3 separate regions of the Homo sapiens genome follow, and regions 2 and 3 are each linked to region 1. A link is a contact called in ENCODE Hi-C or POLR2A ChIA-PET data. All regions are on one chromosome and are shown on one strand. Each heading gives the region's core, a stretch centred on a gene start or an enhancer-like site at or near the end of the contact. The rest is flanking DNA. Distances are from core to core; before and after follow the strand shown.

Region 1 (3,372 bases), core at 1-2,500:
CAATACCAAGCAATGTCCTTGCTATCTGGCAGTGCGAGAATGTGACCCTGACCTGTGTCTCACCTGTGGGGCCTCAGAGCACTGGGACTGCAAGGTGGTTTCCTGTAAAAACTGCAGCATCCAGCGTGGACTTAAGAAGGTGAGGCCTTTCCTCAGGACCCCACACCACATAAAATGGAGGGGGAAGGAAGGAACGGTCCCAAGCATTCTCTTTCCACTGGTTCTTTTGAGGCTTTATATGTGAAAGTGCTTGATAAATCCTAAAAGACACATATTTACTGAATTAATAAAGGCTTCAGTCCCAGTAGGGCTTAGAAAAATGGTTCCTGGCCAGGTGTGGTGGCTCATGCCTGTAATCCCAGCAGTTTGGGAGGCCGAGGCCAGCGGATCATGAGGTCAAGAGTTCGAGACCAGCCTGGGCAACATGGTGAAACCCTGTCTCTACTAAAAATATAAAAATTAGCCAGGCATGGTGGTGCATGCCTGTAATCCCAGCTACTCAGAAGGCTGAGGTAGGAGAATCGCTTGAACCTGGGAGGTGGAGGTTGCAGCAAGCCGAGATCGCACCACTGCACTCCAGCCTGGGACAGAGTGAGATTCCATCTCCAAAAAGAGAAAGAAAAGTGGTTCCTTGAACTGGCCAGACAAAAAGGAGCTGCGAGGTGTATGCACCTTTGGTGATGTCTATGTTTACCTCACACATTGCAGTGAATTCCTATAGACTAAGGCCCAGGAGGGCTCCATGGATAAAGGAAGAGATATCCTATTTCCGTTCGTCACCACCTCCCATTTTCTTTTCTCTCCCAAGCAGAAAAGAATGGGTTAGACCTTTTTCTGCTTTCAGATCCTCTTAACAGTTGCTGGTTCTTTCCACCCCACCCCCACCACACATGTGCACATCCAGCACACACCCCCTACTCATGCACACCCTGTAGTCTGAGACTTGGCCCCCTCTTCCCCAGCACCTGCTGCTGGCCCCCTCTGATGTGGCCGGATGGGGCACCTTCATAAAGGAGTCTGTGCAGAAGAACGAATTCATTTCTGAATACTGTGGTGAGGTGAGTGCTATAGTTTTGGCCCACATTCTTACTCGGGGGAGACTGATGAGAAACTCTGATTTTCTGTGGGCCAGGCTTCTTTGAATTAATCTCTAAATAACTCAGCTGTGTTCTCACGTGGCCTCTTGGGGAGATCCCACAGAACCGTTTGCAGTACTGAAACCACTGTTCAACTCTTTGGCAACTCCAGACACAAGAGATGAGGGGGGCTCTTTTCAGCCTTAAAACTGGTTGGCCTGGGTGGGAATTGGAACAGCATAACTTGAACTTGCTCTCTTGTGATTCTCATCATGATGCTCAGTAAGCACCCATGTGAGATACCACCCAGCCCTTTCTGGGGGCAGGGTACCATGCCCTGAGCAGGCAGCCTGATACTCCTATTTGTTATTTGTCTATCTCTCTAGCTCATCTCTCAGGATGAGGCTGATCGACGCGGAAAGGTCTATGACAAATACATGTCCAGCTTCCTCTTCAACCTCAATAATGGTATGAAGTCACTTTGTCTCATCCCAAGGTGGTCTTTTTTTTTTTTCTTTTTTTGAGACGGAGTCTTGCTCTGTTGCCCAGGCTAGGGTGCAATGGTGCGATCTTGGCTCACTGTAGCCTCTACCCTCTGCCTCCCGGGTTCAAGTGATTCTCCTGCCTCAGCCTCCCGAGTAGCTGGGACTACAAGCACCTGCCACCATGCCCGGCTAATATTTTTGTATTTTTAGTAGAGACTGGGTTTCACCATGTTGGCCAGGCTGGTATCGAACTCCTGGCCTCAAGTGATCCACCCGCCTCGGCCTCCCAAAGTGCTAGGATTACAGGAGTAAGCCACCGCACTTGGCCCCAAGGTGATCTTTCTACCAGATTGCCCTTGCTGTAGTCCAAGTTTAGATCAGCTCCGAATCTTCCAGCAGATGCATAGAGCAAGGGGGCAGGATCACACTTGGGGATCCCACAGGCCACAGTGCCCTTGCTTTGGAAGAACCTCCATTTCTGGGTTCTGTTTGTAATAGGAGTGCTGAGCGTCTTTACCTGAGAAATCTCCCTGCCCAGTAGATGAGAAGATCCATAATTCAAAGAGGGACCCAAAGGGAGTGCTCCCACACAAGGCTGAATTCTGAGGCTGCATGCTTTCCTCTGCTCCTGTTAGCACACTGGGCTTCAACATTCCCATCAGACTAAAGTGTTTCTGTTACCATTTAACTGATTTTAAATTCAAGCTGAGAAGCTGTGGAATTGCCTGCTGTGCTTATGGTTTTCCTTGATTTACTTTATACAGATTTTGTAGTGGATGCTACTCGGAAAGGAAACAAAATTCGATTTGCAAATCATTCAGTGAATCCCAACTGTTATGCCAAAGGTGAGTCCCAGTAACCTGGGAGGTGGGGTGGGGGATGGATGCCTCTTTACTGTGATTTCCATTCGTTGTTGAACATTTTCCTTAGCTGAGCTATTTTTTGTCCAAAGATAATCATGATTAATATCTGGTATCATTTTAGGCCCCTCTCAATCTTAGTTTTCTAATCTGCTTTTTTCAGCGAATACATTATAAACACTTTCCCACAAACATGATTTAACCAGCCTGAGCAACATAGTGAGACCCATCTCACAAAATAATAATAGGCTGGGTGTGGTGGCTTACGCCTGTAATCCCAGCACTTTGGGAGGCTGAGGCAGGTGGATCACTTGAGGCCAGGAGTTCAAGACCAGCCTAGCAAACATGGTGAAACCCCATCTCTACTAAAAATACAAAAATCAGCTGGGGGGCGTGGTGGTGTGCACCTGTAGTCCCAGCTACTCAGGTGGCTGAGGCACAAGAATCGCTTGAACCCTGGAGGCAGAGGTTGCAATGAGCCAAGATCATGCCACTGCACTCCAGCCTGGGCAACAGAGCAAGACTCTGTCTCAAAAAACAAAACAAAACAAAACAAAAAACCCCACTTATAATAATAATAAAGATAATTTTTCTGCCATAATAACAGATCTAAAAGCATAGAGGCAACTACCATATTGACTACTTTCTAATTCCATTTGATTCATGTTTTCACTGGGAATTTGGAGAAAATCAACCCAGAAGCCTACTGGTTATTGACTTGGAGTTGGGTAGGAACCTAGCCTCGGGTTTATCCTGCTTGCAGTGGTCATGGTGAATGGAGACCATCGGATTGGGATCTTTGCCAAGAGGGCAATTCAAGCTGGCGAAGAGCTCTTCTTTGATTACAGGTGAGGTGCCAGTAATGGTCCTTGGGATGTGGCCCAGGAATTGGAAAGAGTGGCTGTTGGAATAGATTTGGGGGCTCAGGGAGGGTAATGGAGATGGAGGAGA
Region 2 (3,407 bases), core at 523-3,022, 220 kb before region 1:
CTCAGTTATGATTTTACTCCCGAAGCAGTCACTGTCTTGGAAGGATGACTGGCTCTCAGGAGGCTGCCTCAAACGATGCATGTGAAATTCATGTAGGCTTCCAGTGTGTGTGTATGTGTGTTTTGGGGTTGTGTTTCCTGCTGTTTATAACAGGAGGATAGTCTGGTCAACCAGAACAAGGAGACCAAGCCAACAGACATCACCATCAGCAAAGGGACGGTATAATGGCGGTTGGCAAGGCAAATGAGGGCTAGTAAAGGAAATGCAATTATAGTGAGGGTGAAGATTAAATCTCTATGCAGGAATATTGCAGATAAAATAAATGAAAACAATTATATCTTTTTTTTCTTTTATAGAGAGGGGGTTGCGGTATGTTACCCAGGCTGGTCCTGAACTCTGGGTCTCAAGCAATTCTCCCGTCTTGCCTTCTAGTGTTGGGATTGCAGGCATGAGCCACCGGGCCTGGCCTGAAAATATTTTATATTGAATAAAAAATTACAACATAGAGTTCAATTGGAAACATTATTGTGAACCCATAAGCTTTAAGAGAAATATAATTTCCTGGCTCTGACCCTAAAATACAGTTCATTAACAGCATTTCTTTTTCTTTTTCTTTTTTCTTTTTTTGAAATGGAGTCTCGCTCTGTTGCCAGGCTGGACTGTAGTGGCTCAATCTTGGCTCACTGAACCTCTGCCTCCCAGGTTCAAGTGATTCTCCTCCCTCAGCCTCCTGAGTAGCTGGGATTATAGGCATCTGCCTAATTTTTGTATTTTTAGTAGAGATGGGGTTTCACCATAATGGCCAAGCTGGTCTTGAGCTCCTGACCTCATGATCCACCTGCCTCAGCCTCCCAAAGTACTGGGATTACAGGCGTGAGCCACCATGCCCTGGCCACAGCATTTCTTTTCCTTCTTCTTTTTTTTTTTTTCCTTTTTGAGATGAAGTCTCTCTCTGTTGCCCAGGCTGGAGTGCAGTGGCATGATCTCAGCTCACTGCAACCTCCGCCTCCTGGGTTCAAGCAATTCTCCTGGCTCAGCCTCCTGAGTAGCTGGGATTACAGGCACACACCACCACGCCCAGCTAATTTTTTGTATTTTTAGTAGATATGGGGTTTCCCCATGTTGGCCAGGCTGGTCTCGAACTCCTGACCTCAGGTGATCCTCCTGCCTCAGCCTTCCAAAGTGTTGGGATTACAGGCTAGGCCACTGCACCTAGCCCATTAACAGCATTTCTTCTGCTAACCTCCCACTCTCGTGCACCCATCAAAAGGAAATGAGACTTCTTAGTGGGTGGCTGATTCTGTGTCTTGGAACAAGGAAAATTTGGAATGGGCCTAGAACACAAGGATTTTAGGCCAGCAATGGTAGAAGGATAAGGAAGCCACTGTCCAAATTGCAACAATTTGACATCAAAAAAGGAACATAGTAATTATGTTTATTTATAATTGACAATTATGATTAAAATAAGTTCAGTGTGTGAAAGACCTCAAAATAAAAAAAAGTTGATATATGATTTTCTGATATATGACATATGATTTTTCTCTGCTTTTATGATATTTGAAGCATCATAAAGGGGACGCGGAGCTGGAGTGTCACAGGGGCTGAGGCAATGTAATTGGTTAAGCCACCAGTAGGGTGTGTGATCACCAACAAAAAGAAAAAGTCCTACACTGAAAGCCCATGGGGTTGAAGCAGGATTTGGTTCACGCTAGAACTTCTGAGAGTCAGTGTGTATCTTGATAAACAGCAACAGAGCTTAGTCATGAGTTCCCTGTAACTGGCTGCTCAGAGAGTTTGCTCCCCACCTCCTGGGGAGAACTTACCTGGGAAGAGGCCAATGTTTCTATCTAAGCCTGTCCCGTCCTCTGAGTTTCCAACCTTCTAATTTCACGTTGGGAGTGCCTCCGAACATGTTTTTGCTGAGTCATTTGTGGAGCTCTAGAATTGTTGAACCTATCATTTGTTTTCCAAGTTAGGGGCAAACAGTAATATATTGCTCATTTATTATTCAACCAAGATATCTGGAGTCCTCCTCATGTGTTAGGCCAGGGCTAGGCACAGGGTTTAAGTGCAAGAGTGAGCAAAGCAGGCATGGAGCTGCACTCATGGGGCCTAGTCTAGTGGGGAAGACGGACATGATCCAAATAATCACAAAGTGACGTTTGGTAGAGAGCAAAGTAAAAGGGGTGCTTTGGCAGGCCCAGAAGAGGAACTTGATCATGACTCATGGTGGGTGGGCAGGGAGGCTTCCTTGAGAAAGTGATACCAATGTGGAGGACTGAATTATGTGAAGAGGCAGAAGAGTGTTCTAAGAAGGGGGGTGTGTAAAAGCCCAAGCTCGGAGGAGGGCTGGAGTGTGTTGCATTGGAGGAACCAAGATGACATTGGCTGTGCTTTGTGGAATGAGGTGAAGGAGACCAGGTGAGGTGCGGTAGACAAGGTCCAGCTGAGGTAAGCTTTCAGAGGCCATATAAAGATTTTTTTTTTTTTGGTAAGAGCATTATTGAGATATAATTCACACACCACAAAATTCACACATTTAAAATGCACAATTTGGTAGCCAGTTGAGGTAGCTCATGCCTGTAATCCCAGCACTTTGGGAAGCAGAGACAGGTGGATCACTTGAGGCCAGGAGTTCAAGACCAGCCTGGCCAACATACTGAAACCCCGTCTCTACTAAAAATACAATTAGTTGGGTATGGTGGCACATGCCTGTAATCCCAGCTACTTGGGAGGCTGAGGCAGGAGAATCACTTGAATCCAGGAGGTGGAGGTTGCAGTGAGCTGAGATTGCGCCACTGCACTCCAGTCTGGGGCAACAGAGAGAGACTCCATCTCAAAAAGAAAAAAAAAAGAAAAGAAAAGAAAAGAAATGCTGTGGCTGGGGTGCGGTGGCTCACACCTGTAATCCCAGCACTTTGGGAGGCCAAGGTGGGTGGATCACTTGAAGTCAGGAGTTTGAGACCAGCCTGGCCAACATTGTGAAACGCCATCTCTACTAAAAATATAAAAATTAGCCTGGTGTGGTGGTGGGTGCCTGTAATCCCAGCTACTCGGGAGGCTGAGGCAGGAGAATTGATTGAACCTGGGAGGCGGAAGTTGCAGTGACCTGAGATCACACCATTGCACTCCAGCCTGGGGGATGAGAGCAAAACTCTGTCTCAAAAAAATAAAATAAAATAAATAAATAATGTACAATTCAGCCGGGCATGGTGGCTCATGCCTATAATCCCAGCACTTTGGGAAGCCAAGGTGGGAGGATTGCTTGAGGCCAGGAGTTTGAGATCAGCCTGAGCAACACAGTGCAACTTCATCTCTATGAAAAATTAAAAAGTTACCCAGGCATTGTGGTATCTACCTGTATTCCCAACTACTCTGGAGGCTAAGTTGGGAGGATCTCTTGAGCC
Region 3 (3,407 bases), core at 387-2,886, 200 kb after region 1:
ATGCTCTCTGAAGTTTCAGCTTCAGCCCTTGCATCTTTCTGGTGGGATTGCTACTCAGGGCTTCAAGGGTCGCCCCTAGGAGTGACTCCAAGGTGGATCTCTCCATCTCTGCCTTGCCTATTTCCAGCCAGCTGTACTCCTTCTCCTGGGGAACGACAGGCTCTCCATGCTCAACACAGTAACTGCTCTCCTCTGACCACACCGAGATCAACTTCTATTCCATCTCCCATGTCCAGCAGACTGGAGAGTCTGGGAGTCAATCTCGAATCTTCTCTTACTCCTTACCTTTATTAAGGCACTGGGACCTATAGCTTTCACTTCTTTAATATCTCATATTGGTTCCTTCCTTTCCAACTTATCCTACAGACACTTCACTTCAGGCTCGCCATTCTGTCCTGAATCACATCAGATGATGTCGAGTCTATGCCTCCTGACCTTGTCCCTCCCCAACCCAATATACCCTACAACACAGCCACTGGGGGTATTTCAATGCGCCATGGCTGTGTCACCATCAGCTTCACCGCTCTCTCTTGGATGGCTCCTTGTTGTCCAAATGAGGCAAAAACTACTATGGCTGGTTTCTGCCAACCTCTAGTCTCACCTGTCCCCAGTTCCCCACTCCTGCCTCTGCTCCAGCCAAGCTGAATACTTGCTAGTCCCCAACACGTGATGGACCTACAGGTGTTTTGCCCCTGTGAAGCTGCATATGCTGGTGGGTCTGCACCACTCCCTCTACAGGGCCTCCTGCTTGACCAGAGTAAGACAACTTCCTTAGGGAGTCTTCCAGGGTCTCCTCTTCCACTCTCACCCCAGTGTTCATCAGTTGCCCTCTTTCTGTGCTCCTATAGCATCCGGGGCACACTTCTATTACAGCACCTGTCATCCAGACTATCTCCCCACTTTGGGAGGTCTTTGAAGGCAAGCACTATATTCTTCTTGTTTCTGCAGCACTATACATAGTGCTGGACAACACGGAGGGTGAGTGAATGCATGGATGGATGGGATGAATGCACCTGGTGAGGAGACAGTGGGGAGAGGTGCCACTGACCCTTGCTGAGTGGTCACGGCCTTTGAAGATTTCCCAGACAACCACTGGCCTGGCTCTGGTGTGTAGCTGGACTGAGTTCCCGCTAGGAAGAGGTACTAATGCTTCCACTGGGCTGGAGCAAGGGCCTGCATGGGACAAATACATTTTCACAGCCAAGCAAAATGGGGAAGTTCTAGAAGTAGGCTGAATGTTTTTTTAGGAACCTGTTTGGTTTGAAATCATTAGATAAATGTCATGGGTATCTAAATTTGGCTACAGAGAACCAGACTGTATATGTGCCTGATAAAGATAAAATGTTTAGACTACTTGGGTAGCCAAGGGTAGCTGAATCCCTGAGTGAGCTGGGTGGCCAGAGACTGGGGAGGCTGAATTAGAGTCTATCTTGTTGGATGTCCAACCTCCTGGGACATGGCTACAAACGAGAACGCTGGTACACAATAGTTGGTCAGACCATTCTGACAATGTGGGTGCTCGGCTAGGAAAACATTTAAAAGGCAGTGTTGTTGGAGGTAGTGAGCCAGGGAAAGGGTTGGGCTCCTCATTAACATGGAGCACGCCCCACCCATCCCTGCCAGGTAGCTCAGCCAGGGACTGCATAGATGAGCAGTCCAGGAACACAGACACTCTTTGATGCCAGCAAAGGAGCCTCTCTAGGCTTCAGGAAGAGCAGGCCCTACCTGTGTTTACACAGAACAGCAAAGGCTTTCCCATTCCCATCCCACTGCCCTCCTAGAGAGGACCGAGAGTCAGGAAGGGAAGGGTATGGTTTGTGGGTCTAGGCATTTTAGAGAGAAGTGCTGGGGGAAGATGCAAACAGTGCAGCAAGGTGTTTTAAAAACCCAGTTTAAAGAGTGTATGTTGCTAAGTGAATTACTGCTGAGCCAGAGGGCCTTCTACTCGAGATGTGGCCTGAACAGTTAGCCAATTTGCTTTCCAGTCTCCGTTATTCTCTATGTGGCTGATATAATATGAACTCCTTTCACACAGATGGATTATTTCCTTTGGGATGCATCTGGAAGGCAAAGCCTCCTTTTGAAAGCTGTCTCCCTCTCACCTGGGTCACATGGAGGTAGAGCTGACCCCGAGAAGGGTCCACCACTTCTAAGTTGAAGCATCATCAAGCTGAGGAGGGCAGCAGGAAGAGGCTGGCTCAGACAGGGAGGAAGGGTAAGGTTTGCTCACAAGCACTAGGAGGAGCAGGGAGGAAACGGCTACTCCCGGTGGCTGGGAGTAGATCAACCACAACATCACAGGAGAGGAAGGCAGAGGCCAATGGGACTTAACCCCCAAGAGGAGTCACTTCAAGAATGCCAGTGAAGACATTACTTGTAGCTCCTTTCAAAGCCATTCTCAGAGGTGTTAAATCAGCAAAGTCAATGAAACAAAGACAGAGGTGACCGACATGAGATGCAGTTAATGGAGATGAGCTTTTTAGAACACAGGCTCACGAACTGGTTTGAAATGGCCAGTGAGATGCAGAGGCACAGGAGTCATGTGTATGGCCCCAGGGTGTGGCAGGGTCAGCAGAGTGATCACAAGGATGGGAAGAGAGAAGCCCGGATAAACACGAAGGCAACGCCAGCTTTCATCTTACCACTTCGTCCTCGGAAGGCTTGAAAACACAAATTTACACTTAGTGGGGAGCCACGCCACACACAAGGTCACAAGTTAGGAGCACAAGGCTACTGAATGCTTCTTGGGGAGGACTGTTCATGTTAAATGGGCTAGCACGTTGGAGGCAGGCCTCCTCAGCATATACACAAAGCGAAATCAGCAGGAATTTAGAGCATTAAGATACATATTTTTTAAAGGCATCCACAACCCTTGTGATTTCTTTTTTAAAAAATCATATATAGTGAAAGTGGTCAGACAGACTGAAAAGTCCAACTTGAGTCCTCAACTCCTATTTTATTTGCTTTAAAAAGAACATAATGAGTAGATGAGATTTAATAGTTCAGTTCAGAGGCTTTGTGCTACAAGGGGTCAGGCAAGGAGAGTGGGCTTGGAGGTGGTATCTTAAGGAAAAGTCTAGTTTGGCCTAATTCTCTCTCTCCCTGTAAAAAGTAGGCAAATGACACCAAAAAAGCTCAAACAAAATATCTGCAGCAAGAACACATCAGTGGTGTAGGACTTCAAAAGTACCAGTGATTATAGCTGGTCAGTAATGTAATTGGAACGATCCTTGGAAGGGTCAATGGATGAAGAAGCTGTGCTTAGTGACCTGTGTTTCAGGTCATAAGAGCTGGGATGCTGAGGCCTGCTCTGCCTCAGGTGAGAGAGCAGTCAGTAATGGAGACCTGCGTGCAGAGCACTGCGGGCAAAATCTGGAATTCAAGATAGGAGCAAAACTGCTGCGGGC

Evidence for each region. Hi-C counts contacts between places; a loop is a spot of excess contacts on that map. ChIA-PET counts read pairs that join two places held with the same protein, here RNA polymerase II (POLR2A). Pooled maps may share reads with other maps.
Region 2: a loop to region 1 is called in a pooled map, with 2.5 times the contacts of the local background. The contact joins two enhancer-like sites. A Hi-C loop is called at or near these places in 4 of 168 maps with a recorded cell type or tissue (esophagus muscularis mucosa, heart left ventricle, heart right ventricle and 1 more), 2 of 37 single-sample maps with no recorded cell type and 5 of 50 pooled maps. POLR2A ChIA-PET finds 5 or more read pairs at or near these places in 3 of 52 experiments (AG04450, Caco-2 and naive thymus-derived CD4-positive, alpha-beta T cell).
Region 3: a loop to region 1 is called in a map of psoas muscle, with 2.2 times the contacts of the local background. The contact joins two enhancer-like sites. A Hi-C loop is called at or near these places in 1 of 168 maps with a recorded cell type or tissue (psoas muscle) and 1 of 50 pooled maps. POLR2A ChIA-PET finds 5 or more read pairs at or near these places in 1 of 52 experiments (WTC11).

What each region holds. Positions count from the first base shown.
Region 1 is chr17:42,702,774-42,706,145 of GRCh38, reverse strand. It overlaps EZH1 (enhancer of zeste 1 polycomb repressive complex 2 subunit), which reads left to right. Exons shown (of 21, transcript NM_001991.5): 16 at 1-139; 17 at 963-1,058; 18 at 1,463-1,544; 19 at 2,326-2,406; 20 at 3,185-3,269. Among named protein-coding and RNA genes, the nearest start is that of MIR6780A, 3.7 kb to the left of the region's middle. RefSeq lists an enhancer at 656-1,296. Within about 2 kb of position 1,250, at least 2 of the 41 ENCODE cell types and tissues checked have a DNase peak (open chromatin) inside an H3K27ac peak, as active enhancers do.
Region 2 is chr17:42,927,661-42,931,067 of GRCh38, reverse strand. No RefSeq gene overlaps it. Among named protein-coding and RNA genes, the nearest start is that of G6PC1, 29 kb to the right of the region's middle. RefSeq lists enhancers at 2,004-2,153, 2,043-2,619. Within about 2 kb of position 1,772, at least 19 of the 41 ENCODE cell types and tissues checked have a DNase peak (open chromatin) inside an H3K27ac peak, as active enhancers do.
Region 3 is chr17:42,507,825-42,511,231 of GRCh38, reverse strand. It overlaps ATP6V0A1 (ATPase H+ transporting V0 subunit a1), which reads right to left. Exons shown (of 22, transcript NM_001130021.3): 19 at 2,643-2,660. Among named protein-coding and RNA genes, the nearest start is that of MIR5010, 4.7 kb to the left of the region's middle. Within about 2 kb of position 1,636, at least 2 of the 41 ENCODE cell types and tissues checked have a DNase peak (open chromatin) inside an H3K27ac peak, as active enhancers do.